2 separate regions of the Homo sapiens genome follow, and region 2 is linked to region 1. A link is an interaction called in ENCODE POLR2A ChIA-PET data of the cell type or tissue named here. Cell type or tissue: OCI-LY7. All regions are shown on one strand.

What was found. Peaks named below come from ENCODE experiments on the same cell type or tissue, not always from the same donor. Only the 100,000 strongest peaks of a DNase experiment are listed, where the experiment ranks them.
Region 2: POLR2A ChIA-PET joins it to region 1 with 8 read pairs; 1 of 35 experiments calls an interaction of 5 or more read pairs at or near these places.

Annotation. Positions count from the first base shown.
Region 1 is chr2:61,774,703-61,777,202 of GRCh38, reverse strand. No RefSeq gene overlaps it. Among named protein-coding and RNA genes, the nearest start is that of FAM161A, 78 kb to the left of the region's middle. In OCI-LY7, no CTCF peak of the experiment used is centred here; a DNase peak (open chromatin) is centred at 1,042; H3K4me3 peaks cover 848 bases; H3K27ac peaks cover 1,384 bases.
Region 2 is chr2:60,347,556-60,350,055 of GRCh38, reverse strand. No RefSeq gene overlaps it. Among named protein-coding and RNA genes, the nearest start is that of MIR4432, 39 kb to the left of the region's middle. In OCI-LY7, no CTCF peak of the experiment used is centred here; no DNase peak of the experiment used is centred here; H3K4me3 peaks cover 134 bases; H3K27ac peaks cover 1,465 bases.

The DNA of each region.
Region 1 (2,500 bases):
ACCTACTTTAATGTCTTTGTCAGATAATGCCAACATCTGTGTCATCTTAGTGTTAGTGTCTATCAATTATCTTTTCCCAGTTTAGATTTTTCTGGTTTCTCAAATGCTGAGTAATTTTAGATTGTATCCTGGATATTTTGAATATTATGCTACGAGACTAGAGGTTTTGTTTAAATCCTGGAGTGAATGTTGACATTTTTGTGTTAGCCATAATCAGTCAGGTTGGGATTAGACTGTAAACTCCAATTAGACTTCTCTAGGTTGTAATTTTAATATCAGTTCTGTTTTTAAAGGCTTTGCAGTGTTATTTGGATCAGTCCTGAATGTTCTTGACCCAGTGGTCAGTCAAGGTCTGAGGCAGGAACTGTGTAGTTCAGTTCTCACAGCCTGTGGTACAGTGTTGAGGATCAGATCCACACATGTACAGCTTGGGAGTTACCTCAGAAATCATAAACTTTTGCTCCTTCCTCTACTCAATTTCCTAGTTTTATCCCAATTCCTTGGGGCTCCCTTTTATAGTTCTCTGATCAGAAAACTTGGGTTTTGTTTTTCATTTTATTTTTGAGACAGAGTCTCTCTCTGTTGCCCAGGCTGAGGTGTGCAATCTCAGCTCACTGCAGCCTTGACCTCCGGGCTCCAGAGATCCTCTCACCTCAGCCTCCTGAGTAGCTGGGACTACAGGCACGCACCACCACACCCAACGGATTTTTGTATTTTTTGTAGAGACAGTGTCTCACTGTGTTGCCCAGGCTGGTCTCGAACTCATGGGCTCAAGTGATCCTCCCACCTCGGCCTCCCAAAGTGCTGGGATTATAGGAATGAGCTGCTGTGCCCAGCCAAGTACATACGCTACTTTTCTGTTCACTTTCCGTAACTACGCTTATGTCTGGAGCGAGGCAGTGGGAGGACAGAGATGAAAAAAGAAAGCAGTGGGGGTTTGCCATTTACCCTACTCTGATTTTTGGGAACACAGCACCTCTGATCAGAGAGGAAAGTTCTCTTTTCTCAAAGTTTTAGGCACCTGCCTGCTCCTCTTACCATTAATGTCATTTTCACTTCTGCTTTTATAGGATTACTTGAGGTTTGGGTGCTAGAGAATGGAGAAAAGAAAAACAAAACAAAACAAAAAACAAAGCACATGAGATTTCCCCCACTTTGTCTGTATATTAGGAAACTCTTTTTCCACCCCTCAAGCCAGATCTAGAAGCCTTCTCCTGGAGCTCTTTCTGTCCACACTGATTTGGACTTCAGGCTTTTGGGCTGCACAAGTCCAGACTAGGGATATCAGAGGGGAAAAAATGGTAAGCTCTCTGCATGTTCAGTGGTACTTCATATTCATGCCTTCTTCTCCAACCTTTCTGTTTCGATTTACTTTTCAGTCCTCAAGTTTGGGAGCCATGCATTCTTTCCAGGTTAATAGCTACATTCAGTAGGAGAGATAGGTTGGGATTTGCTCACTCCATCTTACTTGGAACTAGAAACTTCCTAAAGCAGTGATGTTACAAGAAGATAATTTGAATTACAGTTTTCTAGTTTTACAATATTTTAAAGCTGATTGAATATAAATAATTTAAAAATATATTTCCAGGCCCAAATATTAACATTATAATTTAAACTACTGGATCCATCATTGACCCTTTTAATAATTGGAAGGTTTAAGACTCCCACACTCAATATATTAGAAAAATAATACATTCATGTTCATTCTCCCATTTTTTGTGTTTCTCTTTCAATATAGCACATTTACTACTAATGCTCATTTATCCCATCAAAAATGTCACATAAAAACTGGAATAATTCAGAAATTTGGAGTGGGATTCATTTACGATTTATAAGTTACCTGGTAGAGTTTGACTTATAAGAAAGCACATTGTGAGGGCCGGGTGTGGTGGCTCACGCCTGTAATCCCAGCAATTTGGGAGGCCAAGGCGGGCGGATCACCTGAGGTTGGGAGTTCGAGACCAGCCTGACCAACATGGAGAAACCCTGTCTCTACTAAAAATACAAAATTAGCCGGGCATGGTGGCACACGCCTGTAATTCCAACTACCCGGGAGGCTGAGGCTGGAGAATTGCTTGAACTTGGGAGGCAGAGGTTGCAGTGAGCCAAGATCACACCATTGCACTCCAGCCTGGGTGATAAGAGTGAAACTCTGTCTCAAACAACAACAACAACAGCAAACAGTACATGGTGAGGCTAGGTGCAGTAGCTCATGTCTGTAATCCTATCCCTTTGGGAGGCTGAGGCAGGCAGATTGCTTGAGCTCGGGAGTTCGAGACCAGCTGGATAACATGGTGAAACCCTGTCTCTACAAAAAAAAAAGAAAATTAACTGGGCATGGTGGTGTGCACTTGTAGTCCCAGCTACTTAGGAGACTGAGGCAGGAGGATCACTTGAGCCTGGGAGGTCGAGGCTGCAGTGAGCCATGATGGTGCCACTGCACTCCAGCCAGGGTGACAGACTGAAACCCTGTCTAAAAAAAATTTTTTTAAATAAAGTA
Region 2 (2,500 bases), 1.4 Mb after region 1:
GAGATAGAGGCATGTTCTCAGGATTAGCAGGGGACTAGGCCAGGTAGGGTGGAATAGTAGGGTGGGAATCTGGGTGAGTATATGTTGTAGATTGTATTGACTGTCAGTTTGAGCTTTTTTTTTTTTTTTTAATTCAATAGAACATGGAGAACCAATAAAGATTCCTGAGCATGTGCTTGAGTCATTCTTCTTGAAATTCTCCAGTGAGTGGGAACTCCCTATTTCATCCAAGAACTCATGAGGATGAGCTTCTTGGAAGCAGTAGGAATTGATCTGGGGCTTCAAGGATCAGAATGTCGAAGGTACTCTGGGTGGAGGGAAGAACGAGTCTAGTGTTAATGCGCACTGGGAAAGGATTTTGAGCATGAGAGAGCATATCCATGCTGTGCGTTGGGTAGACAGCTCTGGCTGTGCTATCTAGGATAGGCTGGAGGAAGGGTTGCTTGAAGCAGCATGACAAGTTAGGAGTCCCTCACAATTGTCCTAAGAAGAGATTCTGAAAGCCTGACTTAGGAGGTAGTAATGGGAGTGGAAAGGCACACTGGAAAGACTCATTCCTCTCCTATCCCTGAGGTCCTCTTTGCTTGGATTAGAACAAAACAAAACAAGACAAAACAACCAACAAACTTCTGACTCACTTGCCAGTCTCAAGGGAAGAGACTATCCTTAGCTCAACAGTCCAAGATCTCTGTTTACTAGATATTTTCCTGGGTCATTTCTTTATTTCCTGTGCCACTGGCAGGGGGTGGCAGCTGTGGTCACCCTGGCCCTGGTGTTTTTTGGCATTTTGCTGCAGTTTAGATTGTGTTGATGGTAGGATAAACATTTCCATCCTTGGGCATCTTGTTCCATGCCAGAGGAAAGGTACTCAACGGTGTTGAAGCCACTGATACAGCTGGCCTCAACCTTCTCATCTTGCATATGAGAAAATGGAGGTCCGGAGAGTTAAAGAACATGTTCAAATCATGTGGGGAGAAGTGGGGACACAGGAGCAGAATTTAGTCCTTAGGTCTTGGACTTTTTTTTTAAGTATACCTTGCAGTTTTTATTGAATAATGCTAGTATTTACTGACCACATACTATGTGTCATACACTGTGTTAAAGCCTTCATTAATTTCATTTAATCCTCTTAAGTTGCTATAGGTAGGGACTATCATTATCTCTATTTCTTCAGATGACAAGCTGAAGGTCAAAGAAATTGAGTAATTTTCCCAAGGTCATGTAACTAGGAAGTTGCAGAGTCAGAATTTGAATCCAGGTCTATCAGACACCATGTATCTGTCCAAGTATAAGGAACCCCCTGAAAATTACTTATTAAAAATAACTCTGACATCTCCAGCCGAGTGTGGTGGCTCACGACTGTAATTCCAGAACTTTGGGAGGCCAAAGCAAGTGGATCACTTGAGGCCAGGAGTTCGAGACCAGCCTGGCCAACATGATGAAACCACAGCTCTACTAAAAATACAAAAATTAGCCAGGTGTGGTGGTGTGTAGTCCCAGATACTTGTGAGGCTGAGGCAGGAGAATTGCTTGAACCTGGGAGGGAGAGGCTACAGTGAGCTGAGATCATGCCACTGCATTCCAGCCTGGGCCACAGAGGGAGACTCCATCACAAAAAAAAAAAAAAAAAAAAAAAAAAAATTAAAAAAGAAATTGTGACATCTCCAATAGAAGTTCTACTTTTAAAACATTTACTATGTGAGTAAATATATAATGAACTCAGTAATGCATTTAGGTGAACTTGTATTTTAATAATCAGTATCTATAAATGTTATGGAATATATACTTTTGGAAAATAATGTTGTGAATTCATGCAAGACATGATGGAAATGAGTTTTAGAACTTTCAGTTGGGTAGAGGAGGTAGTAGGTAAGGTGGGGAGGATGGTTGCTTACGAAGTACATACAGTAAGGGGTCATCTCATTGGAGTGAGTTTCTAAACCTTTTCAGGTTTCTCATATAACCTGACCCACCGGTGTAAGGGTATGAATGAAGTCACACATTTCACTGGCTTGTTACTCCTACCTGCAGAATTCATGACCTCAGCCCCACTGCAATGTTTACTAGTACTTCTGGAATGCACAGAGTAGCATCACATGTAAACAAACTTGGACCTGCTGCTGGGCTCTGTCTATTCATCGTGTGTCTTGCCATTCTCCCTGGTGCCCTGCCCCATGTCCATGTGCTCGCATGTACTGCTGTACCGGAGGCTGGTGGTCTGTGGAAAAGCAGAGGGAGGGATGGACAGGGAGGCCTTAGTAATCTTTGTTAGAGGTATTTGTTAAAGGGGGTCCCACAGCAGGGCTGCTGGAGCACCAATGAGTTACACAGCTTAGAAAAAAAACAGCTCTTTCCAGTTTTTAATTGAGTATAACTTATATTCAATACAATGCACAGATCTTTAGTGTTTAGTTCAATAAATTTTGATGATTGTATATGCCCATGTGATCAAAAAAGTTATAGAATATCCCAGAAATTTCTTTTATATCCCTTTAGAGTC